Regions from separate parts of the Mus musculus genome. Here regions 1 and 2 are each linked to region 3. A link is a loop called in an ENCODE intact Hi-C map of the cell type or tissue named here. Cell type or tissue: left cerebral cortex. All regions are shown on one strand.

Region 1 (8,000 bases), 410 kb after region 3:
CATGGTGGCAGAATCCCAAGACTTGGGAGGCAGAGGCCCACAGATCTTTGAGTTCAAGGCCAGCCTGGTCTATATCACCCAGTTCCAGATCACCCAGGGCTACACAGTGAGACCTTGTCTCAAACAAACATATAAGCAAAAAGAACAAGCTGGTCTGAGGATGTGGCTCAGTTAGTAGACTGTCCAGCATGCATGAAGGCCTGAACACACCGGAGGCTCACACTGGCAATCCCAGCACTTAGGAGGTAGAGGTGACAGAATCAGGGGTTCAAGGTCATCATCTGCTACATAAAAAGAGCTGGAGGCTAGCCTGGGGTATCTGAGACCTTGGCACAGTGGTTTGTTTTTGTTTTTAGAAATAGGGTTTCTCTGTGTAGCTCTAGCCCTGGCTGTCCTGGAACTTGCTCTGTAGATCAGGCTAGCCTGGAACTTAAAGACCCATTTTTCTCTGCCTTCCAATTGCTGGGTCTTAAAAAAAAAAAAATAGCCGGGCGTGGTAGCCCACGCCTTTTAATCCCAGCACTCGGGAGGCAGAGGCAGGCAGATTTCTGAGTTCGAGGCCAGCTTGGTCTACAAAGTAAGTTCCAGGACAGCCAGGGCTATATAGAGAAACCCTGTCTCGAAAAACCAAAAAAACAAAACAGAGAAGTGAAAGTTGCTTTTTCTTCCAGAAGCTACTCAGGAAGCCCATGTAGCATTCAGCCTGAACTTCCGTGCTGTGCTGTTTCCTTCTCTCTGGCCTGGAGTTCTTTCTTCCTGGCTTATGACCTTGGCATTATACAGAGGAGCTCAGCGTATAGGAGCTCAGCTCAGCGTGGAGAATGCTAGCCCTTTCCGGTTTCTCTGACCTTTTCAGATGATGTGATGGCGGGGATGACGCAGAAGGGCCTGGTTCTGGGTGATTTGTAAGAAGCACTAGATACCAGTTTATTCATTCCTTGCGAGGTGAATGCTAATGCGCAGAGTCGTCCGCCAGGCCTTTTCATTAGGGCATTTTCCTCTGTAATAGTAGGTGGTGTGGGGGAGGGGATTCTGAGGTCGCGAAATATTCTGCTCATCAACCCCCCTCTCGCTAATTTTCACATCAATAGTTGACTCTTGCTTTGTTGTTTTGACAAGCATTTTCTCAGTAGCCCATGGAGTGCTGGGATTAAAGGCATGATGCCCCACACCTGTCTGCCCACTCCTGACTCTAACTGGAATCAATCAGTAACTGTTGTCTTAGGGTTTCTATTGCTGCAAATAGACACCACGACCATGGTAACTCTTAAGAGTTATATTGGGGGGCTGGTGAGATGGCTCAGTGGGTAAGAGCACCCGACTGCTCTTCTGAAGGTCCAGAGTTCAAATCTCAGCAACCACATGGTGGCTCACAACCATCCATAACAAGATCTGACTCCCTCTTCTGGTGTGTCTGAAGACAGCTACGGTGTACTTACATATAATAATAAATAAATCTTTAAAAAAAAAAGAGTTATATTGGGAATGGCTTACAGATTCAGAGGTTTAGTCTGTTATTGTCATGGTGGCCCACAAACAGACACGATGCTGGAGAGTTCTACATCTGGATGGGCAGGAAGTAGGTCTTCCTGTGACAGTGAGTCACCGACCCTGGGCTTGAGCTTCTGGGACCTCAGAAGCCTGGCCCCTAATGACACACTTCCTTCAACAAGGCCACACCCACTCCAACAAGACCAAACCCACTAACAGTGCTACTCCCTATGGGCACTGTGGGGTCATTTTTATTCAAACCACAACTGTGGTGGTTGATGAATTGTCATTTCATATTCATATTGCCTCTAACATGGCCAGTGTAGACCTTCGAGTCTGATCCTTTGTTCTTTTGACCAGTCCCTGTTATTTCTGAAGCCCTTCTTTATTTCTTGGCACATCACAGGCTCTCAGCTTACCATACATCTCTCTGCACATCTTCCTGTGTCTGGAACTCTCCCAGAATTCTCTCTGCCTACCAGATGTCCCACCTTCTATTCCACCCTTTCCTATAGGCCATAGGTCTTTTTAAATTGACAGGTGATACAGGATTTCTGAGTCCGAGGCCAGCCTGGTATACAAAGTGAGTTCCAGGACAGCCAGAGCTACACAGAGAAACCTTGTCTCCAAAAAGCAAAGCAAAACAAACAAAAAATTTCTCTCTACAAAGGCTCTAACTCCAGCTCCAGGGACTCTGATGCCCTCTTCTAGCCTCTGTAGCACCTGTACTATCTACAAATCCATACACAGAAACATACATACATTGACTTAAAAAATAAAAAGCCCACATATCCTACAAGGGTTGCTTTTGCTCATCAGAGGATTCTCAGCGCATGTATAGAAAATGTTCCATAAATACCGTCTGAACGATTAACAAGCACACGTCAAGAGATAGTGGAGATATCACTGCAATTCCAAGTTCAAGGATCACCACAAAGCAGTTTCGGTCTCCACATTTCTCTGTCGGAGCCACTTATCACATGACTGACTCAGCTTAAAATAGATGTCTTTGCCCTGCAGTTTACTGATATGGGATTAGAACTAGGCTAAAATGACTTGTTAGTGTCCCTTTTTATATTTAAAATTCATGTGACTAAACAAAGCACTTGTGCGTGTGTGTGTGTGCGCGCACACACACACACACACACACACACACAAGTGTACAGGTCAGTGGAAAATTTGTAGTAGCTGGCTCTCTCCTTCCACCACATGGCTCTGGCGATCAAACTCTGGCCACCAGACTTCTTTACTCAGTGAGCCATCTCTCCAGTTCCAGTGTTCCCTTTTCAAGGTGCTGCGTTTTCTAAGTGGTTAGAGAGTGAATTTTGTAACTGCGACTGTTTTTACCATGACAGTACTAACCTCCGTATAGTCCGAGGCTCCCCTCCTGCCATTGGGAAGTTCCATGAACCCAGCATTTCCCCTTAGTGCCTTCTGCAGCAGAGGCATTGGCTGCTGTCTTCAGTTATAGTCTCTGTAGCCTCTGAAGTCTTGGCCCGAGCCCTCCAGTGTCTATTTAACCAATTCCCTTATGAAACATTTTGCTTATAACTAGCATGGTATACTTACTGTAAAGGAATTAGATAATTCAAAATGTACAGTTAAGCAGGGCACTTTCATGTTTTGTCTGGAAAAAAAATAATCAGGATTACAGTCAAGGTCAACCAAACACATTCTTCAACATTGTCATTGGGTTGGTGAGCCCTCGGCTGATCTTCCTCAAACTGTCTTCAGATTTCTTGTTTGGTTTTGTTTTTGTTTTTCGAGGCAGGGTTTCTCTGTATAGCCCTGGCTGTCCTGGAACTCACTTTGTAGACCAGGCTGGCCTCGAACTCAGAAATCCGCCTGTCTCTGCCTCCTGAGTGCTGGGATTAAAGGCGTGCGCCACCACCACCCAGCTGTCTGCAGATTTCTAGAGAGCAGTCGTGCTGTGAGCTCTGAACATGACTTGGTAATAAGGGTTCCTGCAGACGGTTCAGGGGGTAAAAACATTTTGCCAGAAAGTTTGAATTTGCTATGTGGAACCCACATAAAGGTGGAGAGCTTGCTATCCAGATCCCACATCAAGGAAGAGAGAACCAGTTCAATAAAGTTGTCCTCTGCCCTCCACACACACGCAACCTTTGCACACACAATAATACTTTTCGAAAAGGAAAGAACTAGCCAGGAGGTGATGGTGCTCACCTTTAATTCCAGCACTCAGGAGGCAGAAGCAGGCCGATGTCTATGAGTTGGAGGCCAGCCTGGTGTACAGAGAGTTCCAGGACAGCCAGGGCTACACAGAGAAGCCCTGTCTTTTTTCTTTTTTTAAAGTATTTACTTATTTATTCATTTATTTATTATTATATGTAAGTACACTGTAGCTGTCTTCAGACACTCCAGAAGAGGGCATCAGATTTCATTATGGATGGTTGTAAGCCACCATGTGGTTTCTGGGATTTGAACTCAGGACCTTTGGAAGAGCAGTCGGTGCTCTTAACCGCTGAGCCATCTCACCAGCCCGAGAAGCCCTGTCTTAAGGAAAAACAAACAAAAAAGAAAAAAAAACCCACAATGCATGTGCATGCGAGGAACAACACATACACACACACACACACACACACACACACACACACGGCACCAGGTGGGCTGGCCATCTCTCTGGGCAAATTTGATAATGATTTTATATCTTGTCCGTTGCAAACGTGAAACCAAAGCCAAATGTTTCCCAGGTTTTCATGTGTACTGTCACAGGAACACTAGGGAAGCCACAGGCATTTGGGTCCCCTAATGGTGTCTATCCTAAGCAGACCACTCCTCTGCAGCTCAGGGCAGCACCCCTCCTCTTCCCAGTCAGCGTCTTCTCTTTTGGTTCTGTCCCTCCTCATCTCTCTCCAAGCCTAGCTGTGTTGTAGAGTTTTTATTATTATGAATAGAAACGATGTAATAAAAGGTTGTTTATTGAATATCAACTGACCTGTCCTGGATCTAGCTCTCTAGACCAGGCTGGCCTTGAACTCAAGAGATCCACCTGCCTCTGCTCCCCAGGTGTTGGGATTAGAGGCCAGCGCCATCACTGTCTGGCTCAACTGACTTTTATACTAATCTACCTGTGCGCCAACTTTACTCAGATGGCAGAAACCCAATAAAGCCTAATCAGTTTGGCTCTGTTGTTTGGTTCTGGTTCTGACACAGAACCCAGCTACACAGCCCAGCATGGCTGAGGCTTGCTATGGAGCCCAGGCTGAGGATCCGTTTGCCTTAGCCTCCCAAGAGCTGAGACTGCAAGCCTCATTCTTAATAGTACTTTTGACCTAGAACTTAATAAAAACAAAATTAACAGGAACTCAATTCCTTCTTACAACTGATAGGCCATATTTAACAAGGCTTCCCCTACAGTAACCAGACATTGCCTACTACACAGAGTTATATAGTGACACCTAGTGTACCCTTCTGGTAAAACCCTTCAGATCACATTTTTGGTGATTTTTCCTATATTTGACTGATCAGTGTATTTGTTTGAGATGGCGTCTTGCTATATTGTAGCTTAGGGTTGCCCCAACTCACAACCCTCTTGCCTAAGCGTCCCAAGTGCCAGAATTACAAGTGTCTGCCACTTAGCTCTATATTTTGTCTATTTTGAGACAGGATCTCACTCTGGTTGTCTTGGAACTTACTTATGTAGATCAGGCCAGCCATGAACTCACAGAAATCCCCCTGCCTCTGCCTCCCGAGCAAGTGCTGGAATTAGAAGCATGTGCTACCACAACTGGCGCCAGCAATACTTTGAAATTCTGATGTAGACACTCTAACCAATCAGTACTTAGGAATTCTGATTTTTTTAAGATTACGAGGCACTTTTTCCACGGATGAATAATGATGTTGAGAATCTTCCCATATGCTTCAGGGGTATTTGTGTACTTTCTTTGGGAAGATGTAGTCTCAGGTCACATTCAACAAATCTTTGTTACCCGGAGTGACCTTGAACTCTGGGTTCAAAGAACAGGTGAGACTACTGAAACTTGACCCTGGTGCCCAGCTCTTTGTTTAGTTTAAAAATTTTTTTTTTTTTTAAAGACTTATTTATTTATTATATGTAAGTACACTGTAGCTGTCTTCAGACACTCCAGAAGAGGGAGTCAGATCTTGTTACGGATGGTTGTGAGCCACCATGTGGTTGCTGGGATTTGAACTCTGGACCATCGGAAGAGCAGTCGGGTGCTCTAACCCACTGAGCCATCTCACCAGCCCTAGTTTAAAAAATTTTTTAAATGATTTGTCTCATATGCATTGATGTTTTGCCTGCATGTTGTGCCTTGAACATCTTGCCTGTGCAAGGGTGTCAGGTCCCCTGAAGCTGAGAGACAGTTGTTGCTGCCGCCTATGACCTTCTACTTTGGCTTTAAGAATGTGGAATTGTTGTTTTGGTTTGGAAATTAATACTCCCGCAGAGATGGTTGGCAGGATTCGACAGCCCATGGAGGGTCTGCTGCATAGGTCGCAAGTCAGCATCTGCTACAACTCAATGCCTGTTTCGGGACCAGTGGAACCAGCTTTGGAGACACACACGCTGTGGGCAGATGCTGACTTCTGCAGACAGCGCTTTACGCCATCTAGGTGATCACCAGCAACTTCCTCATGTTTGTTCCCGTGACTTACAGTGGGTACTTGCTACCACAGTAGCATCTGGGCCAGGCTGGGATAGGGCCCTTTCTCTTCACCTGGCAGGCAGTGGTACTGCACATCACAGCGTGTGGCCATCAGCATTAGCCTTAGTGCAGTAAAAAAGAATCTTAAGGAACCAGAAAACATGATTCCTTCTTCCACTGTCCCTTCTCACCTGTCACTTTAAACTCACACACCTATTGAATAAAGGGTTCTGTTGATAAAGTAGTGTTTGTTTTTTTTTGAGACAGGGCTTCTGTGTACTTCTGGCCTTCTTGGAACTTGCCTTGTAGACCAGGCTCGCCTTGAACTCAGATCCATCTGTCTCCTGAGCGCTGGGATTAAAGAGGTGCATCACCACATCCAGCATAAGTAGTGTTTTGTTTGTTTGGTTTTGGTTTTTTGAGACAGGGTTTCTCTGTGTAGCCATGGCTGTCCTACTCACTTTGTAGACCAGGCTGCCTGCCTCTGCCTCCCAAGTGCTAAAGGCGTGCGCCACCACGCCCGTTTTTTTTTTTTTTTTTTCCTAGTAAGATTGAGAAGCCTCTGAGGTATCTTCTCCCTCACCATCCTGAGATGGCGTAAAGCGCTGTCTGCAGAAGCGGAAGCTCAGCATCTGCCCACAGTGTGTGTCTCCAAAGCTGCTTCCATTGGTCCCGAAACAGGCATTGAGTTGGAGCAGATGTTGACTTGCAACCTATGCAGCAGACCCTCCGTGGGCTGTCGAATCCTGCCAACCATCTCCTTGCCTAATCCAGGCAGCTTCCTATCTGCTTTTCCTGTGTGCGTGTGCACGCACGTGTGTGTACTTGGTGGTGGGGTTCTCAGCCAGTGATATAATTGAATTCTAACTTCAAACAGGATTGATGGCTGTTAGGGACAGTCTCACCTCAAGACTAGATTTTAATGCAGTTAAGTGGGAACCAAACGCACCTTTCTCTCGTGTGATGTTACACTGAAATTTTTGTTGCGTGTGGAGAGTAGAGACTGAATATGGGCCTAGAGTATTTGATTTTTGGAGATAGGTTTCTCTGTGTAGCCCTGGCTGTCCTGGAACTCCCTCTACAGGCCAGACTGGCCTTGAATTCAGAGATCTGCCTGCCTCTGGGGCTAAAAGTGTTGCGCTTCGAGTGTGTATTCTTGTGTGCTCATTCATCAGCCTGTGTTTCCACTTAACCTTTTGGTTTGAATATATTTGACTACAAAAACAAAAATAGTTTTGTTTTCTTTTGGTTTTTCAAGACAGGGTTTCTCTGTATAGCCCTGGAACTCACTTTGTAGACCAGGCTGGCCTCAGAGATCCGCCTGTCTCTGCCTCCTGAGTGCTGGGATTAAAGGAGTGCACCACCACGCCCGGCTTCTTTTGACTATTTTCAAACAGGGTTTCACTACATTGGCCTAGAACTTGCTATGTGGATCAGGCCTGCCTTTCCTCCTGACTAAAGGCACAGCCCTCAACACCTGGCTTCATCCCATGATGTTATCTACTAGTCACACCGTTCAGTCGGATCTTTGGTAAGCTCAGCTTGGATCCTATGAATTCCATCCTTAGGCTCCTAGGAATTTTTTGTTGAATTCCAAGGCTTTTCATTCTCTTGATCCCTTTTGGTTCTCAAATACACCACAAAAAGGTTACTTACAAAGGAGAATGCATGATTTTACCGACAGAGACCACAGCAAAATCGTGGCTTTGTGCTAAGCACTAGTTTTGGAGTAAAAGACTAGGAAAGAAACAAGTGGGAGCTGGCAACTTATCAAGCTGCTTACAGGGTCTCTTTGTGTAGCCCTGGGGGTCCTGGTATTCACTTTGGCGTCCAGGTTATACTCAAACTCAGAGAATGGCCTGGTTTCTTTGCATTCTGTAA
Region 2 (8,000 bases), 310 kb after region 3:
TAGAGGGACATAAGTCTACAAGTAACCAAAGACCAGATTCACAATTACTAGATCAGTAAGCACACACCCAGTCCCTCAATGAGCTTATATATAAATATATGATGGTACCATTGACTTCTAATACCTCTGTGCCATGCTTTTTAAAATGAGTATTAGCACAGAATGTCCATGAACCACAGGATTTGGCTCTCACAGTCCAACTTTGGACAAACCATTGTGTCTACTGAGAGCCCATCTCACCCATTAGACCTCTCACCATAGCAATCCACATCTCTTGGGGGTTTACATTTTAAATTACACATGTTGATGTGTACTCAGACCATGATGTCAGCATGAGACCTACCATTTTCTTTTTTGTCTGTTTTTATTTACTTTAGGAAAAATCTCACAGTTTCATTCAGTTCTTAAAGAGCCATCAAATTGTAAAAGAATTAAAGACACTCTGAGAGGCTCAAGAGACGGCTCAGCAGTTCAGAGCATGCACGCCCTTCAGAAGGGCAGAAGTTCATTTCCCAACACCCCGATCAGGAGGATCCCGGTCACTGTCACGCCAGCTGCAGGGCAGCCAATGCCTCTGGCTTTAGCAGGTTCCTCTGCTCACTCGAATGCACACCTCCACACACAGACACAATACATGCACATAATTCAAACCAATTTTTAAAGGTATTTTGAAAATCACCAAAATCAACCTATTTTAAAAACTTTTTTAAGTGATGAAGAAAGTATTCTCTTTTAAATAAACTTCAGGGGACGTGGGGCAGAAACATGGCCCGGCAGTGAGAAGCAACGGCTGCTCTTCTAGAGGACCTGGGTTCAATTCCAAGCACCCTCGTGACACCTCACAAGCATCTGTATGTAGAGTTCCAGGGGATCCAACGCCTTCTTCTGGCTTCCACGGCATTACATACATGGTAAAAAGACATACATGCAGCCAAAGCACCCATGCACATGAAATAAAACGTTGAAAATAATAAATTGGAGGAACACTGGACTGCTACAGTCTGCTCCTGTGGTGTCGGCTTTCCTATGCTGTTTCCTACTGCGTGTCCTGGGAGAGTAGAAACTATTTCTGACTTGCATGACTATGACCTTTTCTTACGAGGCCGCCCATATCCCCAGAGAGCAGGGCTTCTAAGAATTGTGAGCAGTTAGGAAGCCTGCGCCAAATAACAGAGCTAAGCTGGACGGGAGGGGGGGGGACAGGACAACACACACATAACAGAGGTTGAAACTTTGTGTCCGAGTGGAGTGGGTTGAGATGGCAGGACTTGGCAGGACTTACGAGGACTTTGTTTTTTGCTGCCACTATTATTTTGTCACCATCTGCAGACCAGGAACAACACTTCACGATCACCTCCACATCCTCTGGAGGGTCTTCTGAACTCAGGAAGAAGCGCTTCACATTAATGCTTTTCCTCTCGTTTGCTGATCTCACATCCCAAAGCTGTTTAAAAACAAAAAACAAAATTGCTTTACTCCCAACACACTCCTCTAGAATTCCAACTAGATTAAATGTCATACAAACATGCTCTGCCCAATGGATGGTCTTACACAAGCCTATTTTTTTATTAGTTTTTTAAATTAAGAAATCCAGCTTCCTGCAAGAACTAGACCTAGCCCCCTCCCCACCCGCCGCCGCCACATTTGCTGCAAATGTACAGCTTGGTCTTCATGTGGGTCCCCTAACCAGCAGATCAGGGCCTCAGTCTCTGTTCCCTGCCATTGGATCCCCTTCCCCTACCTGAACTGCCTAGGGTTGGGCCTCAGTGGGAGAGGATGTGCCTGGTCCTGCTGGAACTAGGTTCCCCCCCCCCCCCGCCCATGTCCCAGGTTAGGGTGGTACCCAAGAGGGGCTCCCCTTCTCTGAGGAGAATGGGAAGAAGCAATGGAGGGAGAAACTTGTAAAGTGGGAGGGGGGAGCTATGATCTGGATGTAAAGTCAATAAGAGAAAAAGAAAGGAAGGAGAAAGGAAGAAAGGGAGGGAGGGAGGAAAGAAAGAAAAAGAGAGCAAGAAATCCAGCTTCCATTTTGCAGAAACAAACAAACAAAACCCCAAAGTCACTAAAATTAGATAAAAAGTTAATTGAGCTGCATACAGTTTGACACATCTATAATGCTAGTGCTTTGCAGTTGAGGCAGGAGGATCGTGTGTTTGAAGCCAGTTTGGGCTACATGAGAGCTCATCTCAAAAGGAAAAAAGTTAACTGGGCCTTGCACAGGGTGGAAAGTGGCTAAAGATTGGTGTTGACAGTGAGAAGGAGTGTAAAAGGGACTCACAGCTGTCTGCTGCTGCCCTCTACTGGGACAAGCAGGAGATGCAAGTCACATCTACCACAAGCGCAGAAGCAAACTGTACTGGGCCCCGGTGCCTGCTGGGCATCCAGTGAGAATGAGACCCCTAAAGGAGGAACTATACTGAAAGCTATAGTGAGAGGAAGCATGGCTTCCGCTGTGCTGGGTAGGGCTATGGAGTGCCACAGAACTAACCAGCTCTGAGAAATGGACTATGAAACACTCTAAGCCCTATTCTGGAACAGCCACACAAGCAACGGCCCCTGAAAGGATGCACCTTCACTCTCAGACCTGAGCGTGAGCGGTGTGCTCTGGCTTCAAAAGGGTTACCATGTCCTGGACCAAATCCCCTCCCCCAAAAAAGGCTGCCAAACCCTAACACTTTCCCCTTGGGACAACTGTGTCTACTCTGTGTAAAATAAAACAAAAGAGACGACAGGCACTAGCATGGTTAGCCTTCTTTATCTAGTACAGAAAGAAGGCAGGCAGGCAGGATGGGTCAGGGGTAGGGAAAGCACCTCCCACCAAGCCTGGTGGCCTGCGTTCAGTCTCTAGGACCCACATGAGGGATGGCTAGAGCTGACTGGCCAACTTGTCCTCTGACCTCCAAGCATGTCAACACACACACACGTTAAATAAAGTAATTTCTAAGTTTTAAAAAGAAACAAACCAAATGGCAGAGCTTTGGTCCTAACATTCAGAATCTATGAGAAATCATACAGTTAGTAGGACAAACTTAGGTTTGGGAACTAAAAGCAGGCTGACACAATTTAATTTCACTACACCTACCAACACTGTGTGAGCTTCTGCAGCCAGCTCAGCCCCTAGAAGACAATGATAAAGTTTCACACATCAGGAGATGACACAGCCACACCACTGTATTCTGAGGAGGCCACTGCACCGTTCCCAGGGTGCCTGTGCACCCTAAGCTCTTGTGTGCTTTAACTAACAATCTTTAAAGAAAACGCTTTAAGACCATTTCTCTTTGAGGCCCAGAAAACCACATGGTTATCTACATGATACCCTACAACAAGCTTAGAGAATCCCAGAGCCTTTGGGGCATCGATAATTTTACAGCTCCTATTCTCTCAGACAGTAAAGGCTTTACAAGGCTCTGACCTTGACAAGCTGCTATCTAACATCATTTTGCTGGACCTCTGCCTGTGCAAAGAGCCAGTGACACTGGCTTAATAGCTCTGTGGGAAAGCCGTCATCAACACAGGCAGGTCTCCCTGAGTGGAGTGATGCCTGTCCCCCACTGCTAGTGACACTCACACACGAATACAGAAATCAAACACCTGTCGCTGACCAACATGACATAAACATTTCTGAGCTCAGGACTAACTGGCCACACCACTGGCTAGTAAATAGAATCGGTGTGTCCATCAGCTGAAGACCGGTAATAAAGTATACACATATTCACAATGAAATGACAATGAATGCAGAGACCCATGACTGACAACACGCTGGCAACAGTGATGTCCTAAACAAGTCACTCCTACCATTCGTCTAAGGCCTCTAAGGCCCAGGCAACACAGCAGCTGAAGGTGTGGAAAGAATGCACAGGCCAGGAGACAGGAAGAAAGATAGCAGAGCGCCATCTGCTGGGCAAGCTAGGGCAGCGATCAATCACAAACTCCCACCTGCTGTACTGAAACCTGAAAGGACCTGCAGGCTAACAAAAGGAACAGCTGAGCAGGTAAGACCTCGAGCCCGCTGGCTGGAGCTCAGTCTCTGGAACGCACCATGGTAGAAGCAGAGAACCAACTCCTGCAAGCTGTCCTCTGGCCTCCACACTCGTGCTGTGAGATGTACACACTCGTACGCAAAAATAGGCAGACAGACAGAAAGATAGGTAGTGTAACTTAAAAAAGGGAACCTGGCATCAGCCTGCCATAGATGGTTAAGAAACTCAAGGGGTGCACCCCTCACTGCTGAACTGTTTGATACTGACGGAGTCAGAAGGAGGAAACATTGCCTTGGGTTTGTAACAACTGGCAATCCACAGGCACAGTCAGTCAGTCATGCACAGAAATCTACATATACACATAACTTTAAAAATAATATAAAAATCTTTAAATTAAAAAGAAATCAGTCTGGAACATAATTTTGTCACTGTTTATCCACTTGCCATCTCCCTAACTTTATTCTGAATAACCAGACTGTGGGGCATACTTTTTTCTTCTAGCGTTTAAACCCCAAAGGCCTAGTATAGTATCTAGCATCCAGTGAATACTAAATACACAGTTTTTAAAAACTTATAGCTGAAAAGACAGATTATATACCAGTTTCACGCACAGATGAATAGAAAGTTACTAAAGGAAATACAGCTTAGCTTTCTTTATAAGTAAAAAAAACCCACACTCACCTGAATGCCCTCCCAAACCCCATGTAAAACAACAGTAAAGGGATTTTTTTTTCTCTCTAGCTACAACCCACAAGATAAAGGAAATTGTGACGGGGTAACAGGAAAGGCCAGGAAGAAGAAAGGTAGGTGGGCTCCTAAAACCTGAATCCTGAGCCTGCAGTGGGGAACCAGCTGAACGAACTCAAATCTAAGTGGCTCAGAAAGTGCAGGCTGGTTCCTTCTAGAGAGAGGGGCTAACTCAGGAGGGCTCTTTAGAGATCCACTGAGATCGTCCTGCCACTCTACGGTCCAGGTAGGCTGTAACCCTAAGAGTGGGCTGGGTTGTTTTATACTTAACCCAGTTAAGGGCAGGGTCAGTATACTGGAAATAAGGACATTAAGATAAAGCATACATTCCCTTTGCCACCTCTGCCTAGATACCACGGTATGTTCCAATGACTCTTCTCACTACAACCAGAAAGCGAGGCATTTCTCTCAGAACACTCACCCTGATCAAGACGAAAGATTACCAATGAGAGCTCATCATCAAACCGTGAAAGCTGAGCCTGCAGACGGCTCAGGGACAGACCTGACTCCTGAGCACTGCCCTCCTGCCTCCACACACACACCACGGCACCTCCACTCTCATACTCGTGCACAAAAAAAATTTTTTTTTAAATATAAAACCCTAAGAACCCTAGAAGGAAACACAATTCCCAGACACCTTCCTGAAGTCACTGCTACACAGGAGCAGGTACTGAAGACAGCTCTGGAAAAGGCATACGTAAACCAAAAAAAAAAAAAAAACGATTCATACTGGCAAGAAGAAAAAATACAGTCATGAAATTGCGGTGTAATGTTTTTTAGGAAATATAATTCTAAGAACAAGTACTGAAAAATCTGTGAATAAGTTTTAAAATACTGTTGTATTTAAAATATTAGGAAACGAAGTGAAAGAATCTTCCAGAAAGGAGAAAGGAGAAAAGGCAAGGAAAAAAAATAAAAATCCAAAAACAAATATTCCAGAAAAAAAAAAGTAGAGGAGAAATCAAACAATTGGAGAAGACTCCAAAAGTGACAGATAAAACACCAACCATGTCCCCTTTCACAGCATTGTAGATAGAGCTCCCTAGACTCTTCAACAAGACTACAGTAAAAATAAGACTGGATTCTTCAGGGAAGACAGAAGCAGGCTAACCTGCCTCCTGATGCTACCGATCTAAAAATACATGATGAATACATGTTTAAGAGGAAGATATGCTTAAAGTGAAGAATTTAAACTCTGGGTTATAAAGCATTCAAAAATAACAGTATGACAAAGGTTCTTAGCAGCTGAAAGGAAAGCCTTCCTTCTACAAACATAAAAACGCTGCTCCGGCTTAGATCTAGGAACTCCGCCAAAGGCTTATGAGCTGACAGGGTGGATCCCAGGCTGCGGCACAGGCACACGAGGTTTTAGGGCAGTGGTTCTCACCCTTCCTAATGCTGTGACCCTTTAATACAGTTCCTTATGGATCCCAACCGTAACATCATTTCATTACCACTTCACAACTAATTGTGCCACTCTTGTGAATCACAATGTAAATGTTTTTGGAGACAGGTTTGCCAACAGAGCCATGACCCACAAGTTGGGAACCACTGTTTTAGAGCCTTAAGGATGAGGGCCTAGAGAAGCCAAGTTAGGCCCTTAACATGTACCCTTGAAGGGAACAGTGGAGCCCCAGGCCTTCCTATTTCCTGCTTTGCTTCCAAGACCCTAATAGGTAAGCAGTTTCTTTCACCACACGCTCCCTGCCACAAGGCACTTGCCTTGGCACAGACAGAGACAGGGTCAGATTAAAACCTCCGAGACTGTAAACAAATATGTCTTCCCTCTTTACAGGTTGTTTATCTCAGGCTTGTATCCCAGCTTTGGAACACTAACACCAACAGAAACTCCCATTCACCACAGACCATAAGGGCTTCTCTAAAGTTAGAGCCCTCTCGTGATGTTCAAAGCTCACCCTTAAAGTCCCGTCAGCTGAGCAGCTAGCCAAGAGCTCATCGTCTGGTGAGAACCTGCAGTGGTTGACTGAGTTCGTGTGACCAAACATGGTATTTCGACATTCTTTTTGATTCAAATCCCAGAGCTATTTGGAAAGGGAAAAAGGATAAGTTAAAACCATAAAAAGGCAGTGCTTGAGACTGGTGTGTCGGGCACCTGCAGTTCCAACTACTCGGAGGCTAAAACCGAAGGACCACTGAAGCTCAAGGGTTCTAGACCAGTCCTGGCATCTGGCCCCTTTGAAACTGCAATCAAGGTGGAAAGAGGAAGTGCAGACTGGGAATGGTGGGCCCAGGGAAAGGGAGAGGGAGAGTTGGGTTGGATATGATCAGGATACACTATATATGTAAATCAAACTGCCGACGGGTCTATTTTAAGGTCTATACTAAAGGGGGCTCGTGAGCATCTGAGCTCTCCCAGAGACCCAAGTTGATGAACTTCCTAGCACCCACATCAGGTAGCTCACAACTGCCTGTAACCTGAGCTCCAGAGAACTCAATGCCTTCTGCTGTGGCTTCCATGGCAACCCACACACAATGGCATACATACATGCACATACATAAGCAATATATAAATAAATTAATTTTTAAAAAGAAAATTAATCTAAGTTAAATGGAAAAAGTAAAACTCACACTAAGTTCTTCCTTTTCATTTGAACTGCTGGTTACAGAACGATAATTAATTCAGAGTAACATGAAGTTGTCAAATACAAAGATAAGCTTGTGATTAATAACTGGGCACCTTTAGATCAACATCTCAGTCCACCAAGGAACTTGAAGGCCTCACTACACTTTTATTCTGGACACTAAACTAACTGAACGACTGTTGCTTATTTTTAACTGAGTGGTTTAGAATTGCAGTATTTAATTAGCTACAAAAATCAGTAAGTAATGTATAAATTGCCTCCATATTTTTTAAGTACTAGGTTACAAAAATGGTCCAAGCAAGCTTTTTTTTTTTTTTTTTTTTTTTTTTTCATTTTTCTGAGACATCCCAAACCTTGAGATAACTAATTGGGTAAAAGCTATTAATGGCCTAAAAAAAACCCAAAACCTTCCCTGATACCAGAATACAGGAACTACCGCTCAGGTCAAACAGCAGTCCAGTGAGCCACCCAACAAGTCAGAGTGACAGTCCTCGAGCAAGTAACTCTACCTGTCTAGTAACCCAACACCAGGGAAAGGAAAAAGGAGAAAAAGAGACTTTTTAACAGAATAAAAGAGACAACCACCAAGAGCCAAGTTTGTCTGGATTCTGAATCTAATAAAGCTATGGGTCTGAGACCACATATGGGGAAATTAACACAAGCCAGCTAT
Region 3 (8,000 bases):
ACGATTCCAGGCAAATATTATAAAAAGCGTACAGATGGCTCTGGAGAAAAGTCTTCCTGCCGCTTCCAGCTCTTCCGCCTTAAGGAAGAGATAGCAGTTTCTTTTCAGTTAATACCCTCACTGTTCATTCAGTTAATCAGGGAACCAACAAACGTCTATTCAGTGTCTTGATGCTGGCACACCTGGGACCACAGGTGCGGCCTCAGCACCCACACGCTGGTCCTTCACCAAGAGAGGTTTCTCGTGGGCCACTGTGCCCCGGCCCAGAGCCCACATGACCCCTCTATAGCCTTGTCGCTTGCCTCTGGCTACCTTATCTTTTCCCCCCCTTTTCTCATTTTTTTTTTCCAAAAACATCAGCATCGTTTTGCTGCCTTGGGTTGAGCCTGCATCTTTTAACTGTGACCTACTCATTCAACCATGATTTACTTACAAAGGCCCCCATCACCAAAAAATAGAAATAAACATGACAATTAACTCCTATTGGTTTTTTGTATATATTTTGTGTCCTGTACATGTATACGTACATATATGAAATCTCATTTAATCTTTGCAACAATCTCATGAGGAAGAGGTTGCTATGATCCCATTTTAAAACTAAGTAAAAGAACTAGGCTCAAAATCACTTTTACCTAAAAGTCACCCAGTTACTTATAGCTGAAACTGTCATTTAGCCCTTCTCCCATAGCACTCAGCTGAGCAGTTACTATCTCCTAGTATTTCTGTAGCTAGCACCTCTGAGAACCAGCTTCCCTTTGTCTCATGGGCAGTAATGGCTGCCCAGCATTGAGGAGTCATGTCCACATTTAGGTTAAGGAAAGAAGAGGGATGATGTCATCCTGCTTGTGTCCCTCTCAGTGGGAATTCAGAACATTCCCAGAATCCTCTGCCAGCTTTCCTGTTACCTTTTATTAGCCAAATCATATTGTGTGGCCTCCACCAGCAGCAAGAGAAACTGGAAGGGTAAAAAGGCAATTAAAAAAAAAAAAAAAAAAAAAAACCTCTATAATGAAGGCAACAAGCTCAACGGAATCCTAGAATGCTTGTCATGCCAGTCAGATGTCAGTGTGTGTGCCACAGGTCATAACTGTTTAGACAGGATGGGAAACCACGCAAGGGCTCTAACCATTACGCTTTCCTGTGCTGCAGTGATACTGGACATTCCTTGATGAGTAAGAGGGACATGGATCTGTATCCGTAGACAGACACACACAAACCATCCACAAAACACAGGATTTCAAAATCCCCTAAATGCTAAAAGATAGAATAACAGATCTTCAAAATGTTTAAAATGGTTAGCAATTGCTTGATATTATTTTTATGGGCTGCAAGAACCCCTGCAGCCAATGTATGGAATTAGTCTTCAGTTGGTTTAAAGATTAGAAGACTTAGCAATACAATTATTATATTACTTATACCGTTATATTCCCTGTTAAAATATCAATGGTTTTTATTTTTTAGAGAAGTAGACAAATATTCTTATAAAATTCACAAATTATCAAGATGATTTTTAGGAAATAAAAAACTTGAAGCATTGTACTTACTATCTGGTCTTCAGATAGGTTGCAGAGTAATGGTGATTCAATCTGTACGTTGCTAAACTGGCCAGCGGTGCAACCCTGTAACCCTAGCATGCAAGAGGTAGAGATGGAAGGATCAAGTCCATTGCCATCCTTGGCTATATAATGCATTCACAGCCATCTTTGGGTGCATGAGACCTTGCCCCCAAAAATAGAGTCAAATAATCAGTTATAATGATACTTAACTTTTAGAGATCTAATGTATAACAATGAGCTGTAGTAAAAACACAGCATCATTTGCTTGATCTGTGCTAAGAAAGTAGATCTTGTGCATTCTTCATTTTAAAAGGAGATTAACGTGTGCTGTGGTGTTCTGGCTTGGTTGTAGAAGTCATTTCCCATTGTATATCAAATTAATCACACTGTGGGCCTCGGATGTAGCTTTTATTTGTCCGCTCTATTGATAAAGTCAGAAAACAAATGCACAAGGCTAGAGCTAGCACATGATTTGACAATCCAACTTTAGGATATTTATTCAAAATCACTGAAATCCAAATCTTAGAGAAATACATAAACAGGCTCCATTTATTTCCTGTGGCTGTGGAAAAAAAAAAAGCCTGCCAAGTGCAAGTTAGAGGAGGGAGGGTCTATTTTTCCCTCACATTTCCAGGCTACAGTCATCTAAGCGGGGACATCACAGCATCAGGACCCTGAAACCATTGATCATATCACACCCACAGCCAAGAGAAGAGAGAGATGAATCCATGACCCCCCCAAACCGGTGCCCAGCTTACCCTCTCTACTCACATCATTCAGGGTCCCCTGCCCAAGGACTAATACTACCTACGTGGCTGTCTTCCCACTACTGATATAATCAAGATAACTTCCTACAGACGTGTCTATAGACCAATCTGATATATACAGTCCCTCCCCGAGACTGTCACAATGAAATGCTTCTCAGTGAATGTATGCATAAAGTGTCTGTGTGTGTGTGTGTGTGTGTGTGTGTGTGTGTGTGTGTGTGTGTGCGGGCGCGCGTATGAGCGTGTGCATGCACACATACCACATATGTAATGAAATATTAGTAGGTCTTGGAAAAGAAGGAATCCCTTTTTTACCATCTATGGAAAGACATGACATAGGTGAGCCTCGAAGACAATGCAAAGTGGAATAAGCTGTAGAAAGGACTTAATCATATGTGGTTTTGCCTTTGTGAGATTATCTGAAATAGTTTAATGCACACAGTTGTTCAGTGGTGGCTGCTGGGATATGGAGTAAGGCGTAAAAAACTGCTAGTCAACAGGAATAAAATTTCAATTAGTTAGAGGAATGAACTCTAGAAATCTTCTGCAAGTGTTGGGACCCTCGTTAGCAATACTGTCCTGGATGCTTAAGAAGGTTTTAAGAAAGTTAACCGGACAAGAAGTGTTCTTTGCTGTGATGGTTTGTATATGCTTGGCACAGGGAGTGGCACTATTAGGAAGTGTGGCCTTGTTGGAGGAAGTGTGTCACTGTAGGGGTAGGCTTTTGAGACCCTCTTCCTAGCCACATGGAGACAGTCTGCTCCTGGCTTCTTTTGGATTGAAGACATAGAGCTTTCAGCTCCTTCTCCAGTGCCATACCTGCCTGGAAGCTGCTATTCTCCCGCCTTGATGATAATGGACTGAACCTCTGAACCTGTAAGCCAGCGCCAATTAAATGTTGTCCCTTATAAGAGTTGCCTTGGTCATGGTGTCTCCTCACAGCATTGGAAACCCTAATTAAAACATATGCTATGATAACACTAAATATTATTTTAAAGAAGCCCTTTGGCCCTACCACTTGCTCCAAAGAGTGATCGCTCATTGTTCCTGAGTCTTGCTCTGTGCTGGCTGCAGCCACCTTTGTGCCTGACTCCTCCTCTGCAGTGGACTACAGCAGCTTTCTAGCTAGAGTCTGGATTTCTTTCTCACTGGCTGCCCTACCATGTCAGATGCAGCCATAGACATGGAAGAGGAGGAGGAGGAAGAGGAAGAGGAAGAGGAGGAGGAGGAAGGGAGGGAGGGAAGGAGGAAGGAGGGACAAAGAGGAAAGAAAGAGGAAACGGAAGAAGGAAGCTGTTGAGGATGTTGAAGATGGACGAGATGAGCTGAAGATGGAAGTACTAATGAGAAACATGGGGAGTAGGGGGCAGACAATGAGATTGATGTGGAAGAGGAAGGGTGGGATGGAAGAGCAGGAACTGTTAGTAAACTCGGGAGCAACAGTTTGCACATCACATGCTTCTAATGACAGACCGCCAGGTCCATCCATGTGCCCTTCCCAGGCAGTGCTAGCCACAGAGCACACTCCTAGCCTGAAGCCACCATCTGCCAACTATTTCAACTACCCACAAGTCAGGACAGAAACATCTCTCTGCACCCCTTATGTCCGGCCTTTTCTTCTGATGCCTAATAATAAATAAATCATGTGTAGAAGGATGTCACCTTTGACCTAGCAGCCGAATTTGCTAAAACGTTGTACTTTGTAACCTTTTGTATTTCACCAAAGTCCTTTCTCCCAGAACACTTATTTCTCCGACCCAAATTACAGTCTAATATATGTAACATCTGCCATGACTACCAAGATACAGAGGCCGAGCTGGCTCAGTGACAGGACACTGGGTACAATGTAGCCACATGAGCTACTCTGTTCCAAAAAGTGAAATTGAATGTAAACCCAGTTTATGTGCCCAGGGATTCGCGCAAAGGTCACAGTGTAATTCGTCAGCTGTGCTCTGTGGAGTTCACCCTGCTCACCAAAAGGCTGGGCTCCGCGGTGGATACAGCTGCCAAGCTGTTCACCTTGCTCGTTGACTTTCCTGGAAAATTGAAAGCTTCCAGATGCCTATCGGGTGTCTTGTCTCTGCAGCCAACTGACTGTTGGTGCTTCCTTCCGCTTGCAGCAGTATGCTGGGGGCTTTGGGGGGGTGGCGGGGGGTTGGCAGACACGGGCTTCCCTTCAGGAGCCAGAGACAGCTTTATCTGTTGGAGATTAACTATTACTATTTCTGCTATGACCCACAAGGAGACCGCAACCAATGATCTCACTTCAAGGCTTCTGTCAGCGCTGTAATTCAGCAGCGGTGGCCGAAGGTAAAAGTTGTGTGCAGTAATTGAAATGTCCACTAGGTGGGTCTGGTGTTCTTCCAACCAGAAAGCAGGCGGCACCAGGAAGGCTGGCTCCATCTTTCTTGTTGCAAAGGTTTAAAAAGGGGGGGCCGGGGGAGGGGGGCTGGAGGAGGGGGGCTGGGGGAGGAAGGGGAGTAGGAAAATGTGTCTGGGGCTGTGGTTTTAATATTCATCCTAGATTACATGGGATGGATTATTGTTGGTAGCCATTCATCTGAGCCCATGAAGATCGTTCCTTGCCTCCTTTTTACATAGATGCATGTGAAGCCTACATCTATATTTTAACCTTATTTTTTTTATGATTAAGAAACCATATTAATTGATGTCCCTGTGTTCGGATGGCATGCGCGCTGCCATTTTCTCATCGCTGCTTTGACAAGTCCCTTCACCACCAAAGGCACAAGTTTCCAGTAAAATGATATATTTTTCTTTTGTGAAGCTTTTCTTCCATTCAAAGCTCCACGGTTGTGTTTAACATTCCCAGCAGCTGTTCTCAGTGTGATCTTCAGTAACCTCTGAAAAACATGATTCAGGTTTACAGAACTCCTCTCTTAATCCTTGTCAGAAAACCTCCTCTTACACTTTAGGGTACAATAGTCAATAAAGCGGACTTTTAAACCACCCCGGGTCACCCCGGCTTAAGAGACCACTTCAAATTCTTAATCTGTTTTCCAGTTTCGCATTACTTCCTCCAGCTCGCGTCGAGCTTATGTTTAAGTATCATCATGAAATGTCAGATGTTTTCCTGCAAAGCACTGTGGGAAAATCCCCATGGTGCCAAACACAGTGCTGAGTTCTCAGAGCAGGCAGGACAGGTGACAGCTGTTCTCTTCCCACCCTACCGGAAACAGGCACAAGGACAGGTTCCATACAGAACACCAGACGCAGAATCCACCTGCCCTTGAAAACACCAACCGGGAGCAACTAAGAGGTGTTGGTAAGCATCAACATAGATCACTTGAAAGTCTGACTCCTTTTTTCTTTTCCTTCATTTTAAGTGAAAAGAAGCATGGTCAAATCTCAAATGAATATTGAGATGAACCGTTTCAGCATAGAAGCTTAGGTGCCTTTTGGTGCTAATTATATGACAACATCTGAATGGCAAAAGACTAAACAAGATGTAGCTCTCTGAGGCAGCGGGGACAGCCAGCCCTAAGCATTTTCTAACATAAGCCAACAACCTTGAAAAAGCTGATAACAGGAAAGTTATCATTGTTAATACTTGATTTTTAGTGACAGGGTATAATTAGTTGTTTTTATTAGTTCAAACAATTCAGAGTAGTATAGAAAGGGAGATTCTTTGTAATTTTGTTGCCATCTTCTTCCCACATAGTTATAGTCTGTGAATAAAGAGGTAGCAGGTAACCTTGTAAGAATAGATGGATGGTATATGTCTTTCAGTAATTCTAAATGGCTGTTTATTCTAAATATTCTAAAAATTCTAACTGTGTAGGTCATGCTTCAAAAACTGGTAAGAATGCATTTAGTAAGATGTCATGTGTTTCTTTTTAAATAATGAACACAACATCTCTATTGTGCTAGCCTTTGTATATGTGCAGTTCTTACTAAACATCTACCCGCTCTGTCAATTCATATCCCTATTAAAGTTGATCCAGGCAGCATACCAAGAGATATGACAAGCAAACCCTGCTTAGCAACCAAGCCATAGTCCCCAAGTATATCAAGGTCTTTACTCGCATATTGCTTAATATCATCTGTCTCAGCTGGTCTAGTTGGCAGAGCCCTTTGAGCTGGTGGGGATGTGGTAAGAGTAGAACATAGACTTTTGGTACCACCTTCCTGAGGTTCTGTCTGGGTATTCAGCCTAGACAGTAAAACGGACCAATCATGTGGCTTCTGATTCCTGAGGATTGCTGACCTTCATTTTGTAAAGTGCAGTATCCATCCCTTCATATATGTCTGGATTTTCCAGTTGTTCTCTGACCCAAGTTACTCCATCTGTGCAGAAACTCGATAGCACATAGGAGATCCACAGAGTAAAAAACACTGATGCAGTTGGAGTCCATTTCAGCTATTCTAGTTAATAACCATAAAACCTTGAGCAAGTCATTTAGCTCCTTTGTCTTTTGCTTCCTAATTTTATAATAGTTGGGATATTCATATATGTTATTAGAAACTCTAGAACATAGTAAACTCAATGTATGTTAGCAGTATCTTCAACATAGTGATGGTCATAACATTACTAAAAATGAGATAAATAAGAAAATGTATTCAAGGGATTTTTATATTTCAAAATTTTAAATATAAGCCATATGTGCTGGGGAATCAGTTTCGTGACTAATATAGCAATTACTATTTCATATAACCTCTTTGATCCACTTACTTAGAAAATAAGACATGTTATATATTAATTACCATTTTCTTTGTAATTTCCCTAAGCACTGTGGATCAAATTTCATTTCTCCAAAGCTCTAAGGCCTAGAACCCCAGAATGTGGCTGTGCTTAAAGATAAGATCTTTAAACAGGCAGTGAGTTAAAATGAGGCCATTAGGGGTCGGCTCTACTCCAAGATGACAGGCATCCTTCTAAAAAGAAGAGATTAGAGAAAAATCCAAAATCACAGAGGGAAGGGTTTGTGGGGGCAAGAGAGTAATAAACATCTGTACATGCAGGAGAGCCACCCCTGCTGTCACCTGCTAAATAACCTTACTCTGCATTACTACACACACACACACACACACACACACACACACACACACACACACACCACTAATCGCTGGGACAATTTTAATAAGGCAAAAGTTCCAATCTCCATAACTGCTAGCCTTCTGTATTAAAGCAGATTTTTCAACCTCAGGAAGCCTCCACTATATCTATCATGAGAACACTAATAACAATCTTGTCTGTCTTCTAGGATATTCTGAGAATTCACCAGCCATATGCGTGTGGTCATGTATCACTTAACGATGGGAATTCGTTCTGAGAAGTGTGTCATTGGGGAGTTTCATCGTTGTACAATAGTCACAGTTTACTTAGCACAAAGGAAAGCAACTGTGACATCACTGTGATATGTGATCTTCTGGGACCACTGTTGCACACATAAGTCATCACTGACTGGTGCAGTGCTCAACTATGTAGACCCAATTAAGTGATACACAACTATGTGCATGTGTGTACTCACGAATCCCCACAATGCCCTGCAGTGCGGGCAGAATCATCATTATTATTTGCCCCCATTGTAAAAATGATGGAAGCTTCATGTGGTTTATAGTCAAATAATGAGGTTTAAAAGTGTGCTGTAAGCTGGGCGTGGTGGCGCACGCCTTTAATCCCAGCACTCTGGAGGCAGAGGCAGGCAGATTTCTGAGT

The links. Hi-C counts contacts between places; a loop is a spot of excess contacts. Peaks named below come from ENCODE experiments on the same cell type or tissue, not always from the same donor. Only the 100,000 strongest peaks of a DNase experiment are listed, where the experiment ranks them.
Region 1: a loop joins it to region 3, with 2.9 times the contacts of the local background. A loop is called at or near these places in 17 of 42 quality-filtered maps.
Region 2: it touches region 3 in a loop (8-fold over the local background); 40 of 42 quality-filtered maps call a loop at or near these places.

The regions. Positions count from the first base shown.
Region 1 is chr10:91,136,839-91,144,838 of GRCm38, forward strand. No RefSeq gene overlaps it. Among named protein-coding and RNA genes, the nearest start is that of Slc25a3, 17 kb to the left of the region's middle. In left cerebral cortex, CTCF peaks have their summits at 4,920 (motif pointing left) and 7,203 (motif pointing left); DNase peaks (open chromatin) are centred at 739 and 4,907.
Region 2 is chr10:91,030,267-91,038,266 of GRCm38, forward strand. It overlaps Apaf1 (apoptotic peptidase activating factor 1), which reads right to left. Exons shown (of 27, transcript NM_009684.2): 16 at 6,644-6,769; 17 at 1,283-1,444. Among named protein-coding and RNA genes, the nearest start is that of Apaf1, 48 kb to the right of the region's middle. In left cerebral cortex, CTCF peaks have their summits at 2,299 (motif pointing left) and 3,900 (motif pointing left); DNase peaks (open chromatin) are centred at 1,684, 2,304, 3,886, 5,048 and 1 more place.
Region 3 is chr10:90,724,280-90,732,279 of GRCm38, forward strand. The region is part of intron 17 of Anks1b (ankyrin repeat and sterile alpha motif domain containing 1B); the gene reads left to right. Among named protein-coding and RNA genes, the nearest start is that of Apaf1, 350 kb to the right of the region's middle. In left cerebral cortex, CTCF peaks have their summits at 4,640 and 4,844; DNase peaks (open chromatin) are centred at 4,658 and 5,282; H3K4me3 peaks cover 379 bases; H3K27ac peaks cover 2,909 bases.